2 separate regions of the Homo sapiens genome follow, and region 1 is linked to region 2. Evidence: read pairs that join two places in POLR2A ChIA-PET (ENCODE). Cell type or tissue: A673. All regions are shown on one strand. Each heading gives the region's core, and the rest is flanking DNA. Links, peaks and the distances in the headings are about the cores only. Region 1 overlaps PDYN-AS1 (PDYN antisense RNA 1). Region 2 has its middle 37 kb from the start of STK35.

Evidence for each region. Peaks named below come from ENCODE experiments on the same cell type or tissue, not always from the same donor. Only the 100,000 strongest peaks of a DNase experiment are listed, where the experiment ranks them.
Region 1: POLR2A ChIA-PET joins it to region 2 with 24 read pairs; 2 of 35 experiments call an interaction of 5 or more read pairs at or near these places.

Annotation. Positions count from the first base shown.
Region 1 is chr20:1,950,865-1,956,243 of GRCh38, reverse strand. It overlaps PDYN-AS1 (PDYN antisense RNA 1), which reads right to left. Exons shown (of 4, transcript NR_134520.1): 2 at 4,696-4,765. Among named protein-coding and RNA genes, the nearest start is that of PDYN-AS1, 6.3 kb to the right of the region's middle. RefSeq lists an enhancer at 1,642-1,731 and a silencer at 5,107-5,379. In A673, for the core only: no CTCF peak of the experiment used is centred there; DNase peaks (open chromatin) are centred at 1,553, 2,883 and 3,173; H3K27ac peaks cover 4,809 bases.
Region 2 is chr20:2,062,385-2,067,763 of GRCh38, reverse strand. No RefSeq gene overlaps it. Among named protein-coding and RNA genes, the nearest start is that of STK35, 37 kb to the left of the region's middle. In A673, for the core only: no CTCF peak of the experiment used is centred there; no DNase peak of the experiment used is centred there; H3K27me3 peaks cover 2,755 bases.

The DNA of each region.
Region 1 (5,379 bases), core at 300-5,299, 110 kb after region 2:
CCCTTCCAGGTGAATGTATGCTCAGTTTTGAGAGCCACTGTGCAATTGTAAGGGCCGAAGGGAAGCTTCTCCTCTGTCCTCTTAAGGTTTGCTGAAAACGAACTATAATAGACAGATTAGTAAAAGAAAAAGGCATATGAAATTGTATTTAACAAGGCCAGGCATGGTGGCTCATGCCTGTAATTCCACACTTTGGGAGGCCATGGTGAGAGGATCACTTGAAGCCGGAAGTTTGAGACTACCCTGGGTAACAAAACAAGATCCTGTCTCTACAAAAAATTTTTTTAAAAAATTAGCCAGGCATGGTGATATGTGTCCACAGTCCCAGCTACTTGGTAATCAGAGGCAGGAGGATCACTTGAACCCAGGAGTTTGAGGCTGCAGTTGAGCTATGATTGTGCCACTGCACTCCAGCCCAGGCAACAGAAGAACATCTTGCCTCTCAAAAAATAATAATAATAATAAAATAAATTATTTAATGTGAGTAACACAGGGGAATTATAGGAGAATGATTACCCAATAACCCTTATATGCCCTTCTTCATCGGGGAAGGGGAAATGGGAGGTATAGGAGTAAGTGACTTTTTAGGGGAAATGAGTGATCCTAAAGAACAACTGCCTGAGACAAAATTCTTCTGAGCTCTGGGGGAGGTGGCGGGAAGGTAAGGGGCAGACCTTCACTGTAAACAAAGATTGTCTTACTATGCAGATGAAGCGTCCCAGGTGATCTCTAGGAGCTGCTCTCAGAAAAACAAATGAAAGTCTGTCTGAGCACGGTGACTACATCTAGTCTCTTTTCCAGTGGTTAATCTTTCCTGGTTATTTGATGAGATTCCTAGGGACGGGGAGTTTTAAGAAATTGCATTTCTCTTGGAAAGAAGCTTTCTTAGGCAGATAAGAAAATTCCAGCGACAGCCCCTCCTGGTGCTTTGGGAAAGTAAGAGGATCAGAGAGACAGGGAGGCAGGGCAAGGTCAGAAAGAGACCTTGAAACCGCTTCTTCAGTTCAGCACGTCAAAGCGCCAGATTCTGGGGTATTATTTTCTGAGCCTGAATACAACACTATTGCATCTTTTCTCGAAATTTTGTAAAAAGAAAGTATATGTATGTATAAAAAAGTCTGATGGATTGGTCATTAAAATATTAACAGTGTCACTTCTGAATGGTGGGGTTCTGGGTGATTTTTTTATATATATTTTTTTGTTTTATAATTCCAAAAGGTACATAATGAACTTCTGCATCCAAAGTAAAAGAAAAAAATACATGTTCTTTAAAAAAAAAAAAAAAAGAAGAAGGGGCCAGGCACAGAGGCTCACGCCTGTTATCCCAGCACTTTTTGGGAGGCCAAGGTGGGTGAATCACTTGAGGTCAGGGGTTCAAGACCAGCCTGGCCAACATGGTGAAACCCCATCTCTATTAAAAATACAAAATTTAGCCAGGTGTGGTGGCACAGGCTTGTAATCCCAGCTACTTGGAAGGCTGAGGTGGGAGGATCGCTTGAACCAGGGAGGTGGAAACTACAGTGAGCTGAGATTGCACCACTGCACTCCCCTGGGAGACACAGTGAGGCTCTGTCTCAAAAAAAAAAAAAAAAAAAAGGAACTCCGCTTCAATACTCAGTGAGATGGTATATATTTTGGGTAGAAGGGAAGTAGAGAAGAAAATGGTTCCCCTAAATCATACAGCAACTCCAGCAGTTCTTCTTCAGTGTGAATGAATCACCAGGGGGTCTTGTGAAAATGCAGACTTGGCCGGGTGCGGAGGCTCACGCCTGTGATCCCAGCACTTTGGGAGGCCGAGGCGGGCGGATCACGAGGTCAGGAGATCGAGACCACGGTGAAACCCCGTCTCTACTAAAAATACAAAAAAATCAGCCGGGCGTGGTGGTGGGCGCCTGTAGTCCCAGCTACTCGGGAGGCTGAGGCAGGAGAATGGCATGAACCCAGGAGTCGGAGCTTGCGGTGAGCCGAGATCGCGCCACTGCACTCCAGCCTGGGCGACAGAGCGAGACTCCCTCTCAAAAAAAAAAAAAAAAAAAAAAAAAGAAAGAAAAAAAAAGAAAATGCAGACTCAGTGAGGCTTGCGGCTAAGATGCTGCACTCCCAACCAGCTCCCAGAGGATGCTGAAGATGCTGGTCTAGAGTCCACACTTTAAGAAACAAGAGACCAGAGAGACGGAGGCTCTTAATCTCCAGAATGCAAGCTTCACGAGGGGCCTGGTCCCATGATGTGTTTCCAGTGCTGAGAACGGAGCAAAGAATAGTTATCTAATAAATAGATGGAGGTGCGGCAAGCCTCCTCATTCCTGGGGACCCAGAAATGGGGGTTCTGGTCATGGTTCTGTATCTGCTGCCAGTAATACCTTTGGCAAGCTGCGGCCTCCCTGTGATGACAACTGTCACTGGGCAGGGTGACAGCTCTGGACCCTTCTTTCCCATGACCCAATATGCAAGACCGGTTCAGCCTGGGCCAGGGCTACCCAACATGTCAGTCTTGCACCAAACAAAAAGTACCAGGAACTTGGTAACACAGGTGTTCTGAGAAGCCCAAAGAAAGGAACTAGAGATGAAGAAATATCTAAGTTGAGGTTTCCGTAGAAACATTAACTCATCTGCATAGGCTGCATGCTGCATTTGGATTACAGGTTAGGCTCGTAAGCCTGAAATAAATTATATACTCTTCGTATTATTCAACACTGTACTGTATAATAATAAATTATACAGTTATAGGCCTCAGCCCAAGTTATAACAAATTATACCACAGTGTATAATTACCCTGCACTGCACCATATAATAATAAATTAGACAGCTACAAACCTAAGTTGTGACTCCAGAAAGAGGAGAATGAATGGGGGCTACTGATCCATTCCTCTGACCAGTCAGATAAGCCCGGAGCCTGAGAATGAAGAATTTAATTGCTTATTCCTTCCTTCCTCCCTCCCTCTCTTCCTTCCTTCCTCCTTCCCTCCCTCTCTCTTTTCCTTCCTTCCTCCCTCCCTCCCTTCCTTCCTTCCCCTCTTATTCCTTCCTCCTTCTCTCTCTCCCTCCCTCCCTTCCTTCTTCTTTTCCTTCCTTCCTTCCTTCCTTCCTTCCTTCCTTCCTTCCTTCCTTCCTTCCTTCCTTCCTTTCCTTCCTCCCTCCCTCCCTCCATCCCCCTCTCATATTTGAGTGCCTCCCTGGTTTTTGGTGTAGACTTGACCATGGGAGCCTGAGCTGACTTGGAACGAGTCCCCATCTTTGAGGGCTCCCAGGCTGTGGGGTGAAGAGCATGTAAACTGAAAATGAAACAGTGTAACAACAGCTGCTGTGGAAAGAGTAAATTAATCACAGCGGCCTTGGTATCAGGTGTCTACCAGGTAGCAGGCATCAGCACAGGTGTTAACTCCTCATGCCCTGGGGGTAGGTATCATCGTCTCCATTTGACAGGTGAAGCGAGCAGAGCTAACACAAAATGTGACTCGCTTAAGGTCACACAACTATTATAGAAATGGTGGGTGGGAATTTTCACCCAGGACTGTCTATCTGACGGTTAGATTTCTCTGAGGGTGCTACCCAGTCGAGTCAGCTTGGAAAGCAAAAATCAAGTGTCATGAAAAGTACCCCTGGCAAATCCTCAGAGACACTAGGTTGGGGACTGATATTCAGTCTCCTAGTGAGTCCAGCACAGTTGGGGTTCCCTGCAGCCCAGGAGCAGGTTCCTCTTCCTTCCACAGAGGGTACTGGCTGGGGTAATACTGGACCATAATATAATCTAGTGCCAGTGTGGATTAGGAGCTACTGTGAGGACTTCACAGGTGTTAAGCTCATTTTATCCTCTCAACAACCTTATGAGGTTGGTACTTTTCTTATGCCCACTTTACAGGTGAGGAGTCCCAGGCACAGAGGAGTTAGCAACTTGCTCGGGGTTGTACAGCCAGGAAGTGGCGGAGCTGGAGTCTGAATTTGGAGTAGTCTGGTCTGCCAAGTCCCTCATTCTTTCCCACTATACTGCCAGTTTTTTGGGTTTTTTTCCAGCTTATCTTTAAAGACTTGTCCTTAGGTAGCTGTAGGATGAGGGGCCTATGGGGACTGAGCCTCAGAGAGCAGATTCTGCCTCTATCTCATAACCACTTAGGGTGTGTGCCCATTGAGCCACATGGTCCTTACTTAATTTCTTTCTCTCTTCTTGTCTTTCTTTCTGTATTTTTTCTTTTTTCTTTTGTCTGAAGCACACGTTAAACTTGCATAAGCTGTAATTTTATTGTAATCAAACTGTCAAAGAGGCCCAAAGTGACAGGGAAGTGAATGCAACTGCCTCTCTTCCTGCAGTGGTCAGGGAAGGCTTCTGGGAGGAGGTGGCATTAAAGGCATAAAGGGTGAATAGGAGTTTAAACAGCACACAAGGAAGGCAGGCAAGAAGAGTGAAGGTACAGGTGAGAAGAGATTGTTTTGGGAGGGACTCTTAAGTCCTTCCAGGTGGCTGTGTGAGCTGGGCAGGAGGCGAGGTGGGGTGGCAGACAGGGCCTTTCAGTGCCTCACTAGGGGAGCTGGACTTTATGTTAAAAGCAGCGACCGTCAATGTGTGGACGGTGGGCTCCTTGGGGATGTCCGAGCTCCACACTGTAGCCAAGACAGGGAAACCAAGGCCCCGTAAGGCTCCTCAGCCTGTCCCACCCCACTCAGTTCCCCAAGGCTCTTCCATGCTGACCAAGCACTTACCTAAACGCTCTTATCCTCATGTCTGGCTGACGGAAGCGGCTCAGTCTGGCAGGTCTCTCTAGAAGGGCATCTACTGGGGGACGGAGAGAGGGTTGACAGAGAAAATACAGGATATCTATGCCCAGTTACAGTTGAACTTTGGACAAACAGCAAGTGATTTTTATATCTCAAATATTGCATGATATATACTAAAAGTATTCATTATTTTTATGAAATTCAAATGTGATTGGGGGTCCTCTATTTTTATTTGTTAAATCTGTCTAGTCTAGATGGAGGGGAACAGGTCACTTCCCAAATAGAATTGAAACCCCTGTGCCTTAGTCAGCATCCCATCAGAGAATTAGAGATGCTGAGCCTTTAGGAGTCATCTAGAACAAGGGATTCTGCCTCTAGTGTGGACTTGCAAGGCCCATGGATCGGCTGGACCAGCAGTCGGAAGGAAGAGGTGCCACGGACAAGAGTAAGAACAAACGGGAACATGTGTCTGTCCGCCACCCCTGCCCATGTCACTGCCACAGTGACCTGCAGGAGAATCCGCCGCCTTCCCTCTGAGAGGCTTTGTAACCATGGTTACAAAGGAAGGGCCCTGGGGAGTATGGAATCTGCACCTCATTTCTGCCCTGGTCTGTAACTTTGGGTAAGTTACTGATAGTAGTCAACTTCTCCATACCTTGGTGTCCTCAC
Region 2 (5,379 bases), core at 300-5,299:
GGGCGGCAGTTTGTCCTATGATCTCAGTTCTCTGACAAATCTAAGAAGAGTTGTTGATTTTTCAGTTTGTTCAGTTTTTGGCTTGTTAGGATAAAATGACAACTTCCAACATCTCACATGTTGAACTGGAAACTGGAAGTCTGTGATTAAAGAAAATTTTTTTCATTGTGGTAAAATAGATAAGTTAAAATTTGCCACTTTAATCATCCTTAAGAGTTGAATTCAGTGGCAATAAATACATTCGCATTGTTGTACGACCATCACCGCCATTCATCTCCAGAACTTTTCTATCATCCCAACCTGAAACTCTGTACCCGTTAAACACTAATTCCCCATTAAGTAACTGCAAGCTTTTATATGATTGCTGATGCTGTCACTACTATGTAGTAAGCAATGGCAGCTCTTCTACTGGGATATTGGGCATCATTCTCAAGAACATATGTAGGGTGGGGCATCATGACATACTTTTGAGAAGGGAGCTAATGAGGTCAATGTGTGTGTTTTAGGGAGAAAAATCACTAATAGAGAGAAACTGTGGTGGAGCATGGTAGTGATGCTCCTTCAAGTCAGAGCTAAGCAAGCTGCCCTGAAAATTGGTCCTAAATGGAAACGTTTATCAAAGTAAATGTCTTGGCTCCACATTGACTTCATTTCACTGGTTTTGTTTTATTGTTTCATCTGCCCAGGAATGGAACCTTGAAACTTTTAGCGAGATGAATGGGAAGATTCCTTGTACTAATCTCATTTCCAAATGTAACTGGTGTCTGAATTATGAAGCTCTCTGCTTCCAAAGGCTACGTTAACAGAACCATCTATCCTCCTCTCCATGTAAGAGGTCCAGGGTGCCATTGTGATGCATGTTCATTATTGCAGCAATGGAGAAGTAATGGAGTTGGTACAACCTTTCAGAAGGCAATTTGGCAATATGTATCAAAATGTAAAATTTGCAGAACTTTCAGTTTAGCATTTCATTTCAAGGATCCCAAAGAAGTAATTGGACAAATGGTCAAGGGTGTTTGTATAAAGATGTTCAATGCAGCCTTGTTTATAATTGTGAAATATTGGAAACATTCTAAATGTTCAACAGTAGGGGACAAGGTACATTAGTTATCCACACAGTGGAATGTTTACTATGCAACTCACCAAAGATAAGGTGGAGCTGGAGGTAAGGAAAAACCTCCACAGTATTCAGGGATATCCTGCAGAATATTTCTCTGGTTAACATTTTCCCAGTGGAATCATTCTTAGTTTATAATACCCAAACTTGAGAGAATACACATCTCTCAAGAACAATGTCTTTTTTGGCAAATGCTTGCACAGGAAAAACATTTATATTCATATCCCTAAAACACAATAGAATATTTTAAAATTATCTTGGGGAAAAAGTTACTCATTATATCGCAAATAAGTTTAATGAAGCTTAGAATTACATATAGAAGGATAAAAATGCAACTGAGTGACCCAAACCTTCCAGTACCAAGGAGTCCTGGCTGATAAAGTGCAGTGGAAGTCACTGGATGAGACGTTCAGGGATGCTTTTATGGAAGGAACAGCCCCTGTTCCTTGCTTCTCTTTTGCCTTTTTGCCCCTTCCCCATTCTCCCTGTCTGGAACATGGAAGTGTTGTCTAGAGTGCAGCAAACAGCATACAGCCATGAGACTACAAAGCCTAAAGATGAGTCTTCACAGTGTGCAGAGGAAAGAAGGAAAGAGGAGGCATAAGGCATACCCAGCACTTCTTGTTACATAAGACATATACGCATTTTAGTAATTTATATCTTTTTTTTTTTTTGAGAAGAAGTCTTACTCTGTTGCCCAGGCTGAAGTTCAGTGGCGCAATCTTGGCTCACTGCAACCTCCACCTCCTGGGTTCAAGCTATTCTACTGCCTTAGTCTCCCAAGTAGCTGGCACTACAGGCATGCACCGCCACATCTGGCTAATTTTTGTATTTTTAGTAGAGACATCATTTCACCATGTTGGCCAGACTGGTCTTGAACTCCTGACCTCAGGTGATCCACCTACCTTGGCCTCCCAAAGGGCTGAGATTACAGGTGTGAGCCACTGCACCCAGCCGATTTATATCATTTTTTGGTCATAGCTTCTTCCATGTGCTTCTAAACATGATCCTGACACTGTGGTTATTATTTTCCCTTTTTTTAATTTCTAAAACAAAATTATAAAAATATATCATGAACTAATAACAAACAATACCTGAAGGAGTTAAATAGAAAGAAGTTTAAAAACACTGCCAGGGTCAGTGGCTTATGTCTGTAATCCCAGCAACTCAGGAGGCTGAGGTGAGAGGATCGCTTGAGGTCAGGGGTTTAAGACCAGCAACATAGCAAGACCCTGTCTCAACAAAAATAAAAATAAAAAATCAGTTGGGTGTGGTGCCACTTGCCTGTTCCAGCTACTTGTGATGCTGAGGCAGGAGGATTGCTTGCACCTAGGAGTTAGAGGCTGCAGTGAGTCATAATTATGCCACCGTACTCCAGCTTGTACTAGTTAGGAAGCTTTTGGCTGTATGTAACTCAAACGTGAAAATGCAAATGAAATGCTATCTCACTCAAGAAGCTAGAAGTAGAGTGTTTCCAGGGTTGGCTAATTCAACCTTAGATACATCATCAAGGATTTGAGTTCTTTCTACATTCTTGTTCTGCCATCCCCAGATCATTGGCTCATCCTCTTAGTCCAGCCTTTTTTGGCACCAAGGAACAGTTTGGTGGAAAACAATTTTTCCACGGATGGCAGGGAGAGGGGGAAAGGTTGGGGAGGGTGCTGCTGGTGGTTTCAGGATGAAACTGTTCCACCTCAGATCGTCAAGCATTAGATTCTCATAAGGAGCGTGCAACCTAGATCCCTTGCACGCGCAGTTCACAATAGGGTTTTGCTCCTATGAGAATCTAATGCTGCTGCTGATTCTGACAGGAGGCGGAGCTTAGGCAGTAAGGCTTGCTCACCCCGCTCACCTCCTGCTGTGCAGCCCGGTTCCTAACAGGCTGCGGATAGGTTCTGGTCAGTGGCCCAGGGGTTGGGGACCGCTGTCTTAGTCTTATTCCCTCCAAGGCCCAGGATAATTGCCATTGCTCCAGAAGCGCCATGCTAATGGCAATATATAGAGGCAGAAGATATTAATATCTTAACCACGTCCCTTTCTGAGATTGGGGAAAACTTTTCCAGAACCTCCATCAGGTGGTAAGGAGAACAGGAATATAACAATTCTTAAATAAGTCAGTGGTAAGAACAGGACTGTAACAATGAGTTGAGACCAGTAGCTCTCAACTCCAGCCACATGTTAGCAATACCACCTGCAAGGTTTAGGCTCCTGAGTCCACAGCACACCAACAGTCTGTAGTGCAGTATCTCTGGGAGTGGGACCTGGGCTATGTATATATTTTTAATTCCCTGGGTATTTTCAATGGGTAGCAGAGTTCAAAACTACTCTTTTGGCTGGGCGCGATGGCTTACGCCTGTAATCCCAACACTTTGGGAGGCCGAGGCGGGTGGGTCATGAGGTCAAGAGATGGAGACCATCCCGGCCAACATGGTGAAACCCTGTCTCTACTGAAAATACAAAAAATTAGCTGGGCTAGGTGGCAGGCGCCTGTAGTTCCAGCTACTCGGGAGGCTGAGGCAGGAGAATCACTTGAACCCGGGAGGCGGAGGTTGCAGTGAGCTGAGATTGTGCCACTGTACTCTAGCCTGGGACAGAGCGAGATTCTGTCTAAAAAAAAAAAAAAAAACCTACTCTTTTATGCTAATTATACTTCACCTCCTGGGACCAGGGAAGGGGCTGATTTCCCCCTTGAAGCATATTTGGATTGTTGGCAGAGGAAATGATCAAGAAGTGTTAGTTATGCATGTAGACTAATGATAGTATTTAACGCATATGTTGTGCTCCTATTTCTGTAGTTTAAAAAATTGTCTAAGTACATAAAATGACATATATGACAAGAAAAAATCTGGAAGTCTACAGACCAGACTTTTAATACTGATTATTATGGTGGGGTGGGGAGGGTTAATTTTGGATTATTTTCACTTACTAGTTGAACTTTCACAATGAACATTAATCACATAATTAGAAAAACAATGATGATACACCATTTTGGAAAAAATATTTTTAAAAAAACAAAGAAAAAAAAAGAAGGTGTAGAAGAAGAGATGCTGCTTTGCCTTTGTAGGTTGTCTTCTGTGGGGCAGTCCAGTCCCTTGTTGAGGGACTTATTATTATGCCTGTAGAGTTGGCCAGGCATGGTGGCTTATGCCTGTAATCCCAGCACTTTGGGAGGCCAAGGCCAGTGGATCACCCAAGGTCAGGAGTTTGAGACCAACCTGGCCAACATGGGGAAAGCCTGTATCTACTAAAAATACAAATATTAGCGGGGCGTGGTGGTGCGTGCCTGTAGTCCCAGCTACTCGGGAGCCTGAGGCAGGAGAATCACTTGAACTTGGGAGGCGGAGGTTGCAGTGAGCTGAGATCAAGCCACTGCTCTCCAGCCTGGGCAACAGAACGAGACTGTCTCAAAAAACAAAACAAAACAAAACAAAAACAAACAAACAAACAAAAACAAAAACATAGTATTGATCACTGACCCAGCAATCCATATGACCTGGGCAAAGGTAAACCCTGATCATGACACTCTTATTTCCCTTGCCAGCAACTGGCGTAGGCCAGGACGTGTGATGCAGTTGTGGTCATTAATACGTGAGAAAGCATCTGCTGGTAGGGGTGGTGGCTCTGGGAAATGTTTCTTTACTTTTCAAAAACACACAGGAAAAGAGGGTCTCTTTTTACCCCAGACATATTCCTTATTACATGTAATGCCTGGCTCTTGCAGCTGCCATCTTATGATTAAGACAAAGTCCACACACTGAGGCTGTCACAGTGAAAATATGAAAAGAATTGGGTCCTCTTTGGTGGCACATTTTTAAACCTGATGTATAACTTTCATACAATAAAGTGCACACATCTTAAGTGTACAGCTTGGGGAAGATTTTATGTGTATACACTCTTGTAACCATGAGCCCGATCAAGATACAGCACACTTCCAGCTCTCCAGAGGGCTGCCTCGTGCCCCTTCCCAGGCAATTTCCTATCCTCAGTGTTCCAATGCCTTAACAATTTTTTTTTGTTTTTAATTGTGGTTATGAACACATAACATTAAATTTACACTCAAACATTTTTATGTGTACAGTTTAGTAGTGTTAATTATATTCACCTTGTTGTGTAACAGATCTCCAGGATTTTTTTTCATTTTGTAAAACCCGAACTCTATGCCCACTAAACACTAATTCCTTTCCCACCTCCTCCTGGCCCCTGGCAATCACCTTCTCTATTTTCTGTTTCTACAGTTTTGACTAATTTAGATACCGCATATG